Linked DNA regions of Homo sapiens: regions 1, 2, 3, 4 and 5 are each linked to region 6. Evidence: chromatin contacts called from ENCODE Hi-C or POLR2A ChIA-PET data. All regions are on one chromosome and are shown on one strand. The core of a region is the stretch at or near the end of the contact, and the rest is flanking DNA. Distances in the headings are between cores, read along the strand shown. Region 1 holds the start of COG3 (component of oligomeric golgi complex 3). Region 2 holds the start of NUFIP1 (nuclear FMR1 interacting protein 1). Region 3 holds the start of GTF2F2 (general transcription factor IIF subunit 2). Region 4 holds the start of ZC3H13 (zinc finger CCCH-type containing 13). Region 5 holds the start of USPL1 (ubiquitin specific peptidase like 1). Region 6 holds the start of NHLRC3 (NHL repeat containing 3).

Region 1 (2,700 bases), core at 80-2,579, 6.4 Mb after region 6:
CTAAGTTTTTTTGTATTTTTAGTAGAGACGGGATTTCTCCATGTTGATCAGGCTGGTCTCGAACTCCCGACCTCAGGTAATCCGCCCACCTCGGCTTCCCAGAGTGCTGGGATTACAGGTGTGAGCCACTGCGCCCGGTCTCAAATTCTGCTCTTAAAAGATCAGAGCCTTCATTTGGGAACATAGCCAGGCACTGATTTGTGCTATAAAGCCTGAATAAAGCCTTCAGACTTTACCCAGACAATGGTCAAAATTGCTACGAAGCTGTTTCCACCTGCCTTGACTCCAGGGAGGAGCAGGAAGAGGCCTCCATAACTTGTAGAAGATTGTCTGTTCTCCACCATTTATTTATTCAATCGTTTATTTATAGCAGTATGGACTCATGGGTATTTATTTTATTCTGTAAATTATGATCCAATACTATCATTATTTATTTTGTTGCTCAAATCTACAATATGATTTAAATGGTAGAGTAGAATTACATGTCTGTACCACAAATTATTATTATTATACATTTTGAGACAGTCTCACTTGATGCCCAGGCCGGAATGCAGTGGCAAGATCTCTGCTCACTGCAACGTCCACCTTCCAGGTTCAGGAGATTCTCCTGCCTCAGCCTCTCAGGCTGATTACTGGCATGTGCCACCACGCCTGGCTAATTTTTGTGCTTTTAGTAGAGACGGGGTTCAACCATGTTGGCCAGTCTGGTCTCAAACTCCTGACCTCAGGTGATACGCCCACCTCGGTCTCCCAAAGTGCTGAGATTACAGGCCTGAGCCCCCGCGCCTGGTCTGTGCCACAAATTCTTGATCCAGTTCTTCAATGTTGGACATTTAGGTTGTCTCCAGTTATTTGATACCATTAATGATGTCTGAGATACACACATCTTTGAATTTTTTATGTGTTTCCGTAAATTAGTTTTCTAGTAGGGGAATTACTGGATGTTGGAAAAGTTTATGCTTTTGGTTTTGATCCAAGAGGCATAAATTGTCAACATGCCAACATGGAAATCATACACTCCACACATTCTACCCAGACTACCCAGCTGTAAGCAGAGAGGTGTAGATCCAAGTCTCCTGCCGGCAGGGTGATTTAGCGCAGTTGTCAATAATCTGTACAACACGTAACAATAAAGTTATTGATGTTGAGGAAAAGACTTCCGGTAGGGGCATTTCTATTTCCATTGGGTCCTGTCTTCTCCACCTTCTACGTTTCAACCGGAAATAGTCGTACCCATTTAAAGCCACGTCGGTACTGGCCTCGGTCCCGCCCCCCACACTGCGGAACCGTTTCCGGGGTCAGGGCATTCCGTCCCGCCCCGCCGCCGGTGCAGTGTTGGAAGCTCCGGTTCTCCCGGAAGTGGCCCAGGTCTCTCTGTCGGGGTCCCCTCCATCTCGCTGCTGCTGAAGGCCGCGAGGGCGGCGGCGATGGCGGAGGCGGCGCTGTTGCTGCTGCCTGAGGCGGCGGCGGAGCGGGACGCTAGGGAAAAGCTGGCTCTCTGGGATCGGAGACCGGACACGACGGCGCCGCTGACCGACAGGCAGACGGACTCGGTATTGGAGCTGAAGGCGGCGGCAGAGAACTTGCCGGTGCCAGCTGAGGTGAGGTGATGGGCAGGAACCGGGCCGGGGCGATGGGGCTGGGATTCTCCTCGGGCGCCCCGGCAGGACCCCGGCCTCACTAGCCTCTGCCCAGGATATCTCTCCACTCCTCCCTGGCCATGGTGGCGGATCCGGTGGGAGGGGCCTCATCTCCCAGGCTGTCAGGCTTCGCTCTGCCTGCGACCCCGACTCTAATTCTGCCTGGGGACGGCTGTGGGGGTGTCCTGCAGCTGGTGCTCGCCGGAACCCAGTCCTCCCCCAGCAGCATGGGACGGTTGGCCCGGAGCCTTGCACCGAACGTTTTGCCCCAGACGAGGCGTCCTGTCAGCCGAGGCGTAATCCTGCTGCCCACTCTCTCCCAGAAGGAGAGGCAGTCAACCCGAGGTGCTGTGCTGCAGGACAGTCTCCAGCGCGTGCTCGTTTACCGCCTTAATGATTCACCTAGGTTGCTTTGTCCATGGGGGTCTTGGGGAGACCAAAACTTGGTCCTGAGTGAGTTTCATTTATCGCACATTGAACTATGAGCTCTCAATCAAGTGCAAGTTATGGGAGATCAGATTTATTTCACCTATTGCAAAGCAATAAAAATGAATTTTATTTGAAAGTTGGCTCAGTACATTATTAAGCAGTGCTGGTTTTCGGTGTTAGAGTCAATGTGTTTAATCCACTTACCATTAGGATATTATGCACTACTGCTTCTTGTGTGATTCAATTCAATTAGTTGTAATAGCAGGAAGTAACATGAATTGTCAGATGTTTGACAAACGTTTTCCAGTTTTGAGGGCCAGGTTTAGGAGGATTATTTTATATAAGCAGTGGTGATGGTTACTTTTGATGTTGGAAGCATTCTTTTCTCTCGCTCTGTCGCCCAGGCTGGAGTGCAGTGGCGTGACCTCGGCTCACTGCAACCTCCACCTCCCGGGTTCAAGCGATTCTCCTGTCTCAGCCTCCCGAGTAGCTGGGATCACAGGTGCCTGCCACTACACCCGGCTAATTTTTTGTATTTTTAGTAGAGATGGGGTTTCGCCCTGTTGTCCAGGCTGTTCTCGAACTCCTGACCTCAAGTGATCTGCCCGCCTCGGCCTCCGAAAATGCTGGG
Region 2 (2,700 bases), core at 167-2,666, 6.0 Mb after region 6:
CTGTGATCTCTCACCTCCCTAAAGTCTTCGCTCATATGTCACCTTCCTTATGACTAACAATGACATTTAAAACTGCACTACCTGGCCCGGCGTGGTGGCTCATGCCTGTAATCCCAACACTTTGGGAGGCTGAGGCGGGCGGATGCCTGAGCTCAGGAGTTAGAGACAGGCCTGTCCAACACGGGGCAACCCCCTTTCTACTAAAAATATAAAAAATTAGCCGGGTGTGGTGGCGTGGGCCTGTAGTCCCAGCTACTCAGGAGTTTGAGGCATGAGAATTGCTTGAACTCGGGAGGCAGAGGTTGCAGTGAGCCTCTCTGCAGAGACTGCATAGGCTGGAGTGAAGTAGATCGCGCTACTCTTCACTCCAGCCTGGGCGACAGAGCGACACTCTGTCTCCAAAAAAAAAGAAAAAAAGAAAATCCTGCACTACTTACCATTCTTCTTTGTTTTATCTCTCTCCATGCCACTCAACCTTCTAATGCACAATATTTTATTTTGCTTATTGTCTGTCTTCCTACACAAGAGAGATAATATTAAGCTCCATAATATTTTTTGTATGTTCTGCTCACTGCTATATACCCAGATTCTGGTACATAGTCGGAATTCAATAAATAACTGCTAAATGGAATTAACAGTCAACAGGAAAACATTCTAGTCAGACATATTTTGAGAACAAAGGATTTACAATATTATATAAACTTAGTTGATAAAGCAGCCTCGACTTCCTGGGTTCAAGGAATCCTCCTGCCTCAGCCTCCCATGCATCTGCGACCACAGGCATGCCACCATGCCTGGCTAATTTTATTTTTTTTGTAGAGACGGGGGTCTCACTTTGCTTTGAGATGCTAATGACCAGACTCCAAGAGTGCAGAGGCAAGGCAGAGTAGAGAGAGGAAGCAGAGAAAGGGGAGAGGAAAGAACGGGGGAAAAAGGTAAAGGGGTCGACTCACGTGGAAAAATAGCCTACCTGCAGGGTTGAAGGACTTCTGATGCCGAGGAAACCTATCAGAAGACTGTCTCCAATACCACGATGTGGAAGCATGGAAATTCCAAGGCTGGCCGCTGGGTTGAGGCTGAGAATCAAGGGGAGACTGGGCGTCGAAGGGGGGTTGCGCCCCGGGAAGAATCTGGGCGTCGAAGGGGGGCGGAGCCCCGGGGAGAGACTGGGCCTCCATGGGGGGCTGCGACTCAGAGGAAGGCTTTGACCCGGCTGCGGGAAGCGAGGACGTAAGTGGTGGTGGCGGTGGCGGCAGCATTGCCCAGAACATCCAGCTGTCCCGCGGCGGGGCAGTGTCGCTCAGGGGCCCTAACGTGGGAGTCAGCTCGGGAGACGCATGCCACCCGATAGGAGTCTCGAAATCACTAGTCGGCTCAGCCATACCACTGGCGGGTCCGGAGTCTAGCACGCGACTGTGGAGCAAGCATTAGGCGTCACTTCCTTTACCGTGAACTACAAGGCTCAGCCAACCACAGGCTTTACGTCATTTCTCGGCGCCGGGAAACCTGCCATTCTTCGCTGCTGATCGCGGGATTCTTTTTGGATAGGGTTGACGTTCGTGGATAGACTCATATCTGTGACCAGTGTCCGCCACCGCGGATGGCAAGAGACCTGATCGGACCGGCCCTGCCGCCCGGCTTCAAGGCCCGCGGAACAGCGGAGGACGAAGAGCGGGACCCGAGCCCTGGTAAGCGGCGGCGTCTCCGCTGCCCACCAGGCCCATCTACCCACTCCCTGGCCGGGCCCTGCTCGCTGAAGAAAGTCGGAGGCCTAGGAGGGCGGAGGAGTGGGGAGTGGGCGCGGCCTGACCCGAGAGAACTTTTCTCTTCCCAAACAGTAGCAGGGGGGAGGAGGCTGGGGGACCCTCCTAGAAACGAGCTTTGGCGTGGTTTGGCTTCGTGATGATAATACATTCTCATTTAGCCTTAATATGAGCTGCACGCTGCCCTAACTGACTGATACCCACTCAGTCATTTAAGCCGTATAAGAAAAAAACTATTTTCCCATGTTGCAAATGGGTACGCCCAAGCCCATGCCAGTGTCTAGATCATACTGCTAGCAAGTGATGGAGCGCGACTTAGAAGGAAGCGGTTCTCTTAACCTCTGTGCCATATTGCCTTCTGATTACAAGAACCTTGCAGATCCTGTTCTCTCCAGCCCCCGACCTGCCTTCCTAGCCTCTCATTCTGTTATTGCATCTGACAAACACAGCCCAATACTCAATCCAGTCTGAGTTGCTGCGCAATTCCTTAACGCTCTAGGCTTCTGGGCTTCCTCTGGTTGCATTCCTAAACATAACTGACAAACTTCTCCCCATCCTTCAAGGCCCAACTTAAATGTCACACCAATAAAACCTTTCCAGATTCCCCGAAGCATTGTCATGCCTTTCTTTTTGCCCTCGGGTTTTTTCCTAATTACATTGCATATTTAGTACACTGTATTTGAATAATTTGTCGACATAATCTGTCTCCACCATTGCACTATGGTCTTCTACCTGAACACGCAACAGGCACTTGGTATATACGAAACGAATGCTTCTCGGATTCCGGCATGCATACCTATCTGCTTTAATGTTTATTCACATTTGTAGACTAGCACCGACACCCAGTTGGAGAAGAGTAAAGCTGAAAGAGTAACCCTGCCATTTCTGAATCTAATTTTTCTTCCTGGTCTACCCGGAGGCTATGTTTCTACTACAG
Region 3 (2,700 bases), core at 172-2,671, 6.1 Mb after region 6:
GACTTACTGTAGCCTTGAACTCCTGGGCAGACACAATCCTCCCACCTCAGTCTCCCAAAGTTAGGGTTACAGGGTTGAGCCACTGAGCCTAGCCTGAAACTTTCATCTTCAACACACTCCTGGTCTCTCCCATCTTTCCTATTAGTTTTCCTAGCTAAAAGCAGAGTTCTGACAGCTTTTCCTGGCCCTATGCTGAACACACATAAAATTTCCTCAATTTTGTGCAAGGCTCTGATGTGTGATTCAATAAATTACTTGCCATTCTTAACAATACCTTACTGTTTGTTTCTCTTCAGCGAATGTTCTTTCACCCAAAGCCTACTGAAACCTGACAATGTGTTAAACACTGTGCTAGACATTGTGGATATAAAATGAATAAAGCACTATTTTTTATTTGTCAATTATACCTCAATAAAGCTCTTTCCGCCTAGGAGGAGTTCATTGTCTGGAAAGCAAAGGCAGATATGTAAACATATATATTATAGTTCAGAGTGCTAAGTATCACACTGTGATGTGAAGAAAAACTAATTTCTTCTGGGGAAGTTGATAAAAGATCTCATAGGAAGTGACATTTTCATTGGTCTTGAACCATAAGTAGGAGTTTGCCAACCAGAGCACAGGGGTGAGAGTGAGGGCAGGGGTAAAATAGGGCTTCCAAGGGAAGGGAATCCAGTGTGCAGAGGCTCTGAAATGACCGACGAAGATTCTGACGTGTTTAGGGAAGTCTGCTGGGTTTGATGTGGTTTGGTGCATGGCGGAGTGATGGTGGGAGGTGCAAAGAGATGAAATTGAGAGGGCCCAGTTGAAGCAGGAGGATTGAACTTTATTCTAGAGGCAATAAGAGAAAGAGAAAACTGTTTAAGCAGGGGAGGAAACGATCAGGTTTGTCTCTTACTTGTTCGTTTCGTTACAGACTTCCGGGTTTTGGAAACTGAGGTGCTCCGCTTGCTTCATCAGAACAGCTCGGGTAGCCTCTGAGCTGAAACACGGCTTTTTTTTTTCCAGGTCTAGAAACGGCATGTTTTCAATATACCCAAGGCTACTAAGTTTGATCCCAGTGCCCATTTGTGCTAATGACGTTGGCCAGGGACGCCAATTTACTACCCTGACCCTGTCCTTCAAATATTGTCTCTCTCTCCTTGGCTAGGGTTGGACATGTTCTGACACCTTTCGTCTCTTTGAACCCCATTTTTCCGTTCTGATAATCTTTTTCTTCAGTTATGCTGACCATGTCTTTAAATACATTGCTAACGTTTTAGCTCATCCCACCCTACGTTTTAATCCCTCAGATGCAGACATCGCGGACAGCCACGCCCACTCAAGAAATTTCCGAAACAGAAAGTTTGTCTGCAACAGCGCGCCGTACTGACGTAGCAGTGCGCAGGCGCAGTCCCGGCTCCTGGCGGCGTGTTCCTCTTTTCCTCGGTTCCCAGTGTTCTGGCAGGTAAGGAACGCCGGCTCTTCGCCTCTCAGCGCGGCTTGTCCTTTGTTCCGGACGCCCGCTCCTCAGCCCTGCGGCTCCTGGGGTCGCTGCTGCATCCCGCACGCCTCCACCGGCTGCAGACCCATGGCCGAGCGCGGGGAACTCGACTTGACCGGCGCCAAACAGAACACAGGAGTGTGGCTAGTCAAGGTAATGTTCGCGAGTCTCCCACTTGCGCTCCTCCTAACACAAGTATAGTTTAAGTAACTTGAGCCTATCCCGCTCCGTGCGCCTCTTAAAGTTCTTTTACGGCTATCTCGTTAGAGCTTCACACATTTTGAGAGGCAGGAGTCATTGTTGTATCTGTTTGCAGACGAGGAATTAGTTTAGGGACGCAAAGTGTCTTTCAGCCAGTTACTACTCTGAATCTGCCTGGACTAGATCTCTTTCTCACGGCTTTCCTGGAATCTTGTCTTGGTGTCCCCAGATTTGGACGGTGCATTTTATCCCAGACTGAAGAATTCCTTGTATCTTCCCTTGGTGAAACTGGTTTTAGCCATGAGCCTGCGTGAGGTAGTTGAATGTCTACTTTCTGTACAGTTTTCTCGGCCAGAAAGTAGGACTGGTCCCTGCCTACTCTTAAAAGTGTTCTCTTAGGTTGATGGTCCTTAATGAAGCTCTCAAAAGAGGCGAGAGAGCCCCAAACTCACAGAAGGAGAGGTCATTGGACTGGAGTATTCTTTTAGAGCACATTTGGGTCTCGTGAAACTGGCCGTCAATAAACGTTTTATGTGAAGACAGCAATTTTGGTTAGCTCACAGTAAGCACTATTTGTGCTTTATTGTTTCATATTGGGGAGTGTTTTCTCCTAGGGGAGTTTCATAATACTTAAGCATATTCAAAATGTGATCCTGAAAGTCGTTGAAACTTAAAATGTAAGGACTTTTGGTTTCTTAATGCTTTAACTGTTTTATCACATGGCTGAGTTCTCGTCAATTAAATCTAAGAGGTCTTTCTTGTCGGCCTTCCTAAAACAGCCCCCTTGTGATCATTTGCTAACACGACAGATGTGTATTACATTCTTCAAAGCACTTTTCACAGTGTAGAGTGATTTTGTGTTCATATGTTCAAAGTTGGTTACCTCTGTCTTTCCAACACACAGAATCACATTCCATGAGAACAGGATCTTTGCCTGTCATACCCAGAATAGTGTTTGGCGCATGGTAATTACTCAACAAATAGATGATGAATAAATGCATGACCTCTCATTCTTCAGC
Region 4 (2,700 bases), core at 27-2,526, 7.0 Mb after region 6:
CTATAGATTGTATTCACAAAACGCTCCAATATATTGTACTAAAGCCAGTAATTTCAAATGTTACAGAACTAGACCCCGCTAACTGGCACCATATACCCATAGACTGAACTGCATAAGTATTTATTCTCCAACGGTATCGCGGACTTCGAAAACTTGAGGTGTAAAGATGTTTTCCAAATTTTTAAAACTACTTTAAAAATCCAAAAATCTTAAGAGACTTCATACTCCCATAATTTTCAAAGTAGTTCGAATTACCTGAAAGCCCCATAGTATAACCAAATACCTTAAGACTACCCTTCACAAACAACATCTTACCAACATAATTCAAGTATTATCAACTCTAAATAATTTTCAAACCACATAAATTGCGTTAGCCTATTACAGAGAGATAATGCCGCCAAACAGACTCTCTTCTTTCTATTCCACTTTCCCCCGTTTCTGACAGTTGCCAAAACTACCTACCTAAGGCTTGTGAAGATAAAGTAGCACTCAATTCCCAGGACCTAAATCGTTATCACTGCTGAGGGAAAAAAAAAAAAACAAGACCAATCACAAGTAAGATGTTTTTCTCTAACAGATCTGGAATGAGTATAGAGGAAGATTCTAAATTTAAGCCCAAATTGCTGCACCCTTCCATCGCACACAAATACGAACACCATACAAGGGTTCCCGTGCTTACATCAAATGGTAACGAGGGGTACAGCCTATTGTCTGAGTCTACTTATCGCCCTTAGACAAATGCCAGAATCATAATCAGAGTGAGAAATTACGCCTGAGCACAGGGGGCTATTGCAGAGTTAAGGGTGGGATGCTCAAGGAAAGCTCAAAATCCCAGTGACTCAAGCAAAGACGGGGGGGGGTAACCCGGGCCTCCGCATTACGGGTCCGCTCAATGCCTTCCCCAGATACCCACACCAATTCACAGAACGCTTACTTCCTCCCCAAGCTCCCTTCGCAAGTGCAGTCCGGAGGCACCACCGCCGCCGCCGCTCCGAGGAGCGGGGGAGGCGACTCTGTCCCCGCGCCTGGACCCAGGAGGACGACGACGAGGAGAAAGCGATGCGCGCGCGGCTCCCGGGAACCGGCTCTTGGCTAGCGAGGAGCCCCCGGGATGGCTGAGAAGCAGAACCAACCCGCCCGCCGCCTCTCCAGGGTCAAGCGAAACTGGGTCGCAGGAAGAAAAATAACGAAGAGATTGTAGATTAAGAAAAGGCAACAAAAACACTACCAGGCCGCTAGGAGGACCGCCTCAAAATGCCGCCGGAAGTCAGAGGTTTGCCCTGTTCCTCTGTAGACCCAGGCAGCTTCCGGCCGTCAGATTAGTCGTCAGTGCGCAGACACCACCCTTCGTGGACACGCCCTCTAGGCGTAAGGTTCCATGCGAGCGGTAAGAGTGCGGCGGGACTTGGAAATCGAATCTGTGCTCTGTGAGAGATCCTAGGAAAGGAAACTGGGAGCCCGGGAGAACTAAAATTCCCAATTAAAAGTGAATTTAAGTGAGTTTTCTCTTTTTATTACATAATTCCTTACCATAAACAGCTGTTGTAAATGCGCAAAATGCGGCATTTGTTGACAGTACCTAGAGCCACTCATTCATTCGTTCAACAGTGTTTATTGAGCAGCTGAGCTGGAATGAGAGGCTATGTTTGTCGTTTTTGACACCCCTCCCCTTTCTGGGCCATCGCCTAATTACCGTGGAGCAAACGGAATGCATGGTTGTATTTCTAAAGGCACAAGCAGAAATTTATTGAAAATTTGGAGCAGAAATCTTTAATGTACTTCTGACCACCCTTCCTTTTGTTGAGTAGGATCCAATGATCAGCGTGAGATGATCATTGATTAAACTTGCTTGAGATGGCTAGTCAAACGTCGAAACTTGCTTGAGATGGCTAGTCAAACGTCGAAAATCAAAGAAAAAGTAGGTAACTAGACTTTTACAATTTTTTTTAAAGGGTAAAAAGACATGAACCCTAGTCTGCCTTAATGGCAAAGTAGCACTTATTAGGTTCTCTGACAGAACCAAGGAATAGGAAAATCTTTTATCAAAACTACGGATAAAACTTAAAAATAATTTGATACAATGATTTGGTCTTGCTGGAATCAGTAAATTAAAATACGGAAGCAGAATGATAAAATCAGGGGCATTAAACATTCCTAATGACATGCCAAGCTATTTTAGAGACAGCGGCAAAAGCTTCTCTACAGGTGGGTTTGATGTAACGCTCCGGCAGCAAGAATCCGTATGTGCCCGTATCTCGAAGTTCAATTGTAAACGAATATTTGATGCCCAAATCATAGATCCAATCGTCCCCACCTCCAGGAGCTAGGTCTAAAAGAAGAAGAAAGAAATTGTTGAAATACAGACGTTTCAAATTAATTTACAAACTGGGAATTGTTTGATTTAAATGTTTATTTGTTTGTATACCTTTAGATTTTTTTCAGTTTTTAACTAATATAAACAACTTTACAATGAGTACCCTTGTTTATACATAATTGCTTCTTTGTCTCTTTAGAATATTCTTCCCTAGAATAGATTTGCTAGTCTAAGGCTCTGTACTTTTTGCAATTACGGCATGTTCCCAAATGGACGTCAAAAGAACTGAATTCATTTATACTTCCACAAGCAGGGTATGAATTTGCCCATTTCCCCTTCCCATACCATCAATAGGAATTATGAATTCTGATAATTTTATGGGCGAA
Region 5 (2,700 bases), core at 117-2,616, 8.4 Mb before region 6:
TACTTTCTCCAATTTTAATCACAATTCATAAAAAAGAAAAACCTAACTAGCTAGATCTTAAATATACAAATACATTAACAATCTAGTAAAGCAACAGAAAAAGGTAAACAAACTAACCAGCCTATTTTTGTCTGGAGAAACCCCAACAAACTGCTGGATTCCTTGGCCATTTGCATTCAGAAGTACCAAAAACTAAAATCCTTTTTACTAAATAATTTCTTCTACACGAGACTTGTTTCCTCCACACCACCCTATCCAAATTGTCAGCATTATTCCAGAATATAATCATTTAGTTTGAGACCACTAAAAAACCCCGCAGTCCAAAATACCAATTGTGGTTTTTCTGTAAAGAAATGGTCAGAAACTACAAATTGTTATCCTAGGACACAGAACCAATCGACCAAAAGGACTTCTGGAATATGCTGCCCCCAAGATTTAGAATGCACAGGCAGAAATAGCATACGCGGTCACGATGTCCCTTAAGCCACATGACCTTCCTACGAAAGCAAAGGCTTAAACTTATCAAATGAGAACTCCCCCTTTCTCTGAAGTTAAAACAAGGCAGGGCAGCTGGAATTAGAGCAGCAGGGACAGATCGGCTGTTGACTAGTCAGAACGGGTCGTGGAATGCAAAGTCCCTGCGCTTTCGCTGCTCCCCTTACCGTGAGAAGATCTGGGAGGGAGGAAAGGAGGAGAAACACCCCAGAATCCTGGTAGAAAAGCCCCTGGCCTCGAAGATGGGCTCTAGGGAGACAGGGAGGGGCAGCTCCGTGTGTGATGACCCTTTGTGAACATGCACTCTGTGGCAGCTTCAGCTCCACCGAGGCTTTGGGAGAGCGGACTACGGATGCCCGGCGCGGCCCAGCTGTGAAGGCCGCGCCGGCGGAGAGGGTCCATGGCACCCCCGCCGGCTTCGGAAGCCCTTCCCTCTCCCACCTCCGCGGGTCACCCCAGGAACCAGCGGCTCCCGACCACGCTCGCGCGGACCACGGAACAGCGACGCGCAAGCAGGTCTCTTTCGTCAGCGTAATCCCTCCGCAGAAAGCCGCGCACTAGTTTTAATCACGCCCCACCCCCTGGCCGCTGGCGCCACCTCCGCCACTCGGGCGCTTTCCAGCAGCTTCCAGAAACGTCGCCTCCCCAAACCCAGCCACTCACACATGGCGGGCTCAGCAGCCACCGGCCCCGCCCCTCCTCGTCGCCGCAGTCGCAACTGCGTCTGCGGCCACAGGGCGGACAGCCACGCCTCTGCGGAGGGCGACCGGAAGTGCTCACGTCTTCACCTTCCCCGCCACGCCACCGTCCTTTCAGGCCCAGCGTGCAGCAGGAAGGAGGACTCTTTTGCCGCGGACTCAAGCCGGAAGCCGCCTTCCTAGTGGAGACGCGAGTGGGGGAGGAGCAGTCCGAGGGGAACGTGGGTTGAACGTTGCAACTAGGGTGGAGATCAAGCTGGAACAGGAGTTCCGATCGACCCGGTACCAAGAAGGGGAGTGCCCGCGGCAGGTAAGGGAGAAGAGGGAGGGGTTTCTTTCCGCTCTCGAAATTGGGAAAAGAGACAGAGCTGGGATGACCTATGGGGTAGTCGGCGCGCTGAAAGGATGGGCTGGGCTGGGACGGGGTTCAAGTGGGAAAGGTTGATGATTAAGGTATAGAGTTGGACTTACAGATCCGTTTGGGCGCAGAGAGGTGAACGCTGAAGAGAAACCAGAGTTTGTTTTCGTTTTCCAAGGAGCGTGGAGATGGGCAGGGTTAACGGACCCTGCGCCTCCTTCGGCTTCTTAGTTTGGGTGTTGAAACTCACCTCCTTTGGTCCTGTTCGTCTCTGATTCAAGACAGTTGGGTTTGGTACCTGACAGGGCTGGGTGCAGAAAGCTGACCCTGTTCCTCGGCTTCCAGGTCGGTTGTGGCCTCGCTTTTGACAGTTCACGTGCCGAGCCTACTCGCTCTCGGAGGGCGAGCTCAAATGGGTGGGTTTAAGGCCCCCTCTTCGAACAGCTGTTTCCCTGGGTTTCTCCATTTTGCACACAGGAGTGTGAATTAAGTTTAATTGAATACTTTTTGCGATTCCCAGGGCCACCTTGACACGTTCATTGTGCTATCTAACTGGGTTCATGCTGGGCTAATAATTCACATTAAGGCTTCTGGAGTATAAGTGGTTCACAGAAGTATGAAAAGGGGATGTTAGAAGAAAGATGCTGGGGGTGAAGTAGAGTTGAGGAAGACAGAACTGGAAAGCTAGGTTGGTTTCACAGTACAATGAGCTTTAGGTCATAATACTACCTTTAGGTTATATTGGGCTGTTTGGACGGAGTTTGCTGTAATCAGGCTAGAGTAAATAGAGAATTTTAAACTAAGCATTGACAGGCTCAGACTTGTAGAGGCATCATTTTGACAGTGATATGGAAGGGAAAGAGGTAGAGATTTGAGACCTTTCCAAAGAACTGTCCACAGAATTTGGTGACTTACTGTGCGAAGAGGGAAATAAAGAATAGGGAACAACTCAAGACTTTCTAGTCTGTGTGTTTGGAAGGATGGAGACGCCCACATTTAAGTGAGATATGGGAAGGAGGAGCAGATTGTTTTTGAAGGGAGGAAGAGCAGTTACTTAGGGTCAAATTAAGTTGTAAAATCCCCCCCGGGATTTTGTATGTAAGTCAAAGTGAATTGTATTTGGAAGAAGAACTGGGGAGCCCACCTCTG
Region 6 (2,700 bases), core at 44-2,543:
TCTCATAAAATAATTCATGGAATCGGTCTAATTACCTTTCTAATTTCATCCAGCACCATTTCAAAGGACTTTTTATCCATCTTGACTACTATCCCGACGTGGTTTTAACAGTTATACTTGCAATTAAAAGACGTTCATCCCTGGTCTGCTCCGCCGATAGTAAAAAATATTTATAGCTGAGGAGGAAAAAGACTCCACGAGCAAGAGAGGATGCGAAGAGGTAGAGAGTATTGCAAACTTCGCAAAAAAAATTTCTAAAAATTGAGATTCAGAAAAACTCTTTTTATTAAAAAGAAAAAACACTCCAGTCAGGCTTCCCCAGCTTATTCACACAATGGTTCAGGGCACCTCGGGCAAGAGCCAGGTCCTCTGAGTTTTGCAGAAAAACCCGGGCTCGGCGGCAGGTTTGAGTGCGGTTTCCCTGCAGCTGAGGGCCAGGTGCCGCCAGAGGTAGCTCTTGAAGGCGCTTTCCCAGGTGGAGCGGCCGGCAGAGTAGAAACACCTGCGCTCAGAGTCCACGGGCGGCGGGGAGGGAGGCGCCGGTCTCTCGACCCGCACCTGCGCCTCGGCCGCCGGCCGCGACCCTCACCGCCGCGAACCCGGACGCATGGTCCGGCTCGCGCTCATCCCCAGCCGCTCCGCCCGACTCCTGGATACCTCGGCCCCGGCAGCAGGCGGCCCGGCAGGCTCTTTGTTACCAGCTGCTGCAGCTTCCGGGAGCGGGCCGGCGGCTGGGGAGCACCAGGAGCCGGGCGAAGAGGGGCACGGCCTCGCATAGGGGGACTCCGGAAAAACGCAGCCCCAACAGCGCCAGACGCCCTGCCTGGTTACCCCTACAGCCCCCACCAGCTCATGGGGACCTACAATAAAGCCAGTCGCGCCCAAGTAAACTCAACACTGCGCCGCCAGCTTGGGCCCCTCTTTCCTGAAAGCCAGAGGTGGGGTCCTGGTGTGGGAATATAGGCATCCATAGCGGATGCCTGGATGGTAGGAATAGGATGTGGCAAAAATCCTTCCCGAAGCCTAGCGGTCATTATTTTGAATGTCATCCCCACCATACCTCGTGTCTGAGTGTGCGATGTTTTGATTTTGCCCTCTGGATTAAAAAGAATAAATGGCGAGCGATTAAGGCATATCTACGGGCGCCCATACTTTGGTGGCCACTGAAAGTCAGCGGCGCGGACTGCCCTGAGGGCGGGAAAGGGTGGTCACTGGGTCAGCCCGAAGCACCTGACATGAGGGCGGGGACCCCGAAATGCACACGAAGTCCGGAACTGGTCTTCTGTGATTTTCATTCGCCCTGGTCTCTGTTCCCTTTCGTACTCAAAGCTCGTGCATCCAGGGAGGGGAAACCGGAGATAGGGTCTTCGGGCCCCGGGCAGACCCTCTGTGCCGCTGCAAACCGTTGCAGCCTGAGGCTGTCAGGTCCTCCCCCAGACACCTGCGGACCCTCCCTCTCCTGGCTTCCCGTCTGGTCATGGCGAGATTCTGGGTCTGCGTAGCCGGTGCTGGCTTCTTTCTTGCATTTTTGGTTTTGCATTCGCGTTTTTGTGGCTCTCCAGTGAGTTGGGTAGTGAGGAAATGACTGTCGGGTGTGCGGGTAGCCCTGTTGGGAGGCGTCGCCACGGTCGTGGCATGGAGGTGGCAGGCCCTGGTTCCCTCAGTAGCTTGTCTCAAAGCCTGCACCTGGGTCCAAACTGCCTTGACCCTTTGAGTTTAAAAATTTGTGTATGTTACATCGCCATTTTCCTCTTTCCCAACTCTTACTACATCCTCAAATAATTTGCAGACTTGTATTGTGGTCGTGTTGGTCTTTAGGCATCTAAGCTCATTTCTTTGGAATTATTTCAGTCCAGCAAACTTCTAGTTGTCAAGGCATGCTTAAAAATAAGCCCTGTTACCCGGCCCCCCCGCCCTTTTTTTGTTCTTACCTAGACGGTAAACTAAATCTGAATTGTCTGATTTTGTTTAAGGTTTTGAGGAACTTTACTTTTGCAGTTTCCTGGAGAACTGAGAAAATTCTTTACCGGCTGGATGTGGGTTGGCCTAAGCACCCAGAATATTTTACCGGAACAACATTTTGTGTTGCAGTTGACTCCCTCAATGGATTGGTTTACATAGGTCAAGTAAGTAAATAGAGATTTAAAAAAATTATGAACACAAAGGAAGTAACAGCCTTCCTGTCTTGCTGTAGTAACTGACCATATGCGTTTATATCATGCTAATTGTGCAATTTATTTTTGAGTTGGTCTCAAGTATTTTGGTTTCGAATGTGAAAGATATGTTAGATTTTGAAAGTGGTTTTTGTAGTAAAATTCTCAGTTATTTTTTTTCTTCGCCAAGATACAGATTACCTTTCCTTTAAGCTGATCCTAAGAAGTTATTTTTTGTATACCTTCAGAGAGGGGATAACATCCCAAAGATATTAGTGTTCACAGAGGATGGATATTTCCTACGAGCCTGGAATTATACAGTTGACACACCTCATGGTATATTTGCAGCCAGTACTCTATATGAACAATCCGTCTGGATCACGGATGTAGGAAGTGGTATGTATAGTAATATCTATTAAATTATCTTACTGGAAATCACATCTTTGCACATGTCCTTGTTTGTATTGTTTAAAATCAGAGTTGCTGAATCTAATTGTAATTTCTTTAACGATTCATGAAATCACATGTTTTTAACAAACTTTATTTT

What was found. Hi-C counts contacts between places; a loop is a spot of excess contacts on that map. ChIA-PET counts read pairs that join two places held with the same protein, here RNA polymerase II (POLR2A). Pooled maps may share reads with other maps.
Region 1: a map of B cell shows a loop between it and region 6 (17-fold over the local background). The contact joins the promoter of COG3 here to the promoter of NHLRC3 in region 6. A Hi-C loop is called at or near these places in 2 of 168 maps with a recorded cell type or tissue (B cell and natural killer cell) and 5 of 50 pooled maps.
Region 2: a loop to region 6 is called in a map of CD8-positive, alpha-beta T cell, with 9 times the contacts of the local background. The contact joins the promoter of NUFIP1 here to the promoter of NHLRC3 in region 6. A Hi-C loop is called at or near these places in 2 of 168 maps with a recorded cell type or tissue (CD8-positive, alpha-beta T cell and naive thymus-derived CD4-positive, alpha-beta T cell) and 5 of 50 pooled maps.
Region 3: a loop to region 6 is called in a map of naive thymus-derived CD4-positive, alpha-beta T cell, with 17 times the contacts of the local background. The contact joins the promoter of GTF2F2 here to the promoter of NHLRC3 in region 6. A Hi-C loop is called at or near these places in 1 of 168 maps with a recorded cell type or tissue (naive thymus-derived CD4-positive, alpha-beta T cell) and 4 of 50 pooled maps. POLR2A ChIA-PET finds 5 or more read pairs at or near these places in 1 of 52 experiments (OCI-LY7).
Region 4: a map of CD8-positive, alpha-beta T cell shows a loop between it and region 6 (21-fold over the local background). The contact joins the promoter of ZC3H13 here to the promoter of NHLRC3 in region 6. A Hi-C loop is called at or near these places in 2 of 168 maps with a recorded cell type or tissue (CD4-positive, alpha-beta memory T cell and CD8-positive, alpha-beta T cell) and 7 of 50 pooled maps. POLR2A ChIA-PET finds 5 or more read pairs at or near these places in 1 of 52 experiments (T-cell).
Region 5: a map with no recorded cell type shows a loop between it and region 6 (9-fold over the local background). The contact joins the promoter of USPL1 here to the promoter of NHLRC3 in region 6. A Hi-C loop is called at or near these places in 2 of 37 single-sample maps with no recorded cell type and 3 of 50 pooled maps.

The regions. Positions count from the first base shown.
Region 1 is chr13:45,463,610-45,466,309 of GRCh38, forward strand. It overlaps COG3 (component of oligomeric golgi complex 3), which reads left to right and starts at 1,330. Exons shown (of 23, transcript NM_031431.4): 1 at 1,330-1,601. The coding sequence starts at 1,428.
Region 2 is chr13:44,988,055-44,990,754 of GRCh38, forward strand. It overlaps NUFIP1 (nuclear FMR1 interacting protein 1), which reads right to left and starts at 1,417. Exons shown (of 10, transcript NM_012345.3): 1 at 971-1,417. The coding sequence starts at 1,382. It overlaps GPALPP1 (GPALPP motifs containing 1), which reads left to right and starts at 1,484. Exons shown (of 8, transcript NM_018559.5): 1 at 1,484-1,688. The coding sequence starts at 1,601. RefSeq lists enhancers at 955-1,593, 1,218-1,287, 1,478-1,667, 1,594-2,230.
Region 3 is chr13:45,119,089-45,121,788 of GRCh38, forward strand. GTF2F2 (general transcription factor IIF subunit 2) reads left to right here and starts at 1,422. Exons shown (of 8, transcript NM_004128.3): 1 at 1,422-1,633. The coding sequence starts at 1,568. RefSeq lists enhancers at 1,052-1,695, 1,456-1,585, 1,696-2,337.
Region 4 is chr13:46,051,470-46,054,169 of GRCh38, forward strand. ZC3H13 (zinc finger CCCH-type containing 13) reads right to left here and starts at 1,277. Exons shown (of 19, transcript NM_001330564.2): 1 at 935-1,277. It overlaps CPB2 (carboxypeptidase B2), which reads right to left. Exons shown (of 11, transcript NM_001872.5): 11 at 1,717-2,329. The coding sequence ends at 2,145. It overlaps CPB2-AS1 (CPB2 antisense RNA 1), which reads left to right and starts at 1,379. Exons shown (of 3, transcript NR_046227.1): 1 at 1,379-1,496. RefSeq lists enhancers at 461-997, 998-1,533, 1,063-1,232, 1,243-1,442.
Region 5 is chr13:30,616,554-30,619,253 of GRCh38, forward strand. It overlaps USPL1 (ubiquitin specific peptidase like 1), which reads left to right and starts at 1,367. Exons shown (of 9, transcript NM_005800.5): 1 at 1,367-1,503. It also overlaps a transcript of HMGB1 not described here. RefSeq lists enhancers at 765-834, 855-994, 1,045-1,374, 1,395-1,444.
Region 6 is chr13:39,037,163-39,039,862 of GRCh38, forward strand. It overlaps NHLRC3 (NHL repeat containing 3), which reads left to right and starts at 1,294. Exons shown (of 7, transcript NM_001012754.4): 1 at 1,294-1,561; 2 at 1,974-2,126; 3 at 2,402-2,549. The coding sequence starts at 1,478. It overlaps PROSER1 (proline and serine rich 1), which reads right to left and starts at 927. Exons shown (of 13, transcript NM_025138.5): 1 at 36-927. The coding sequence starts at 80. RefSeq lists a silencer at 408-637.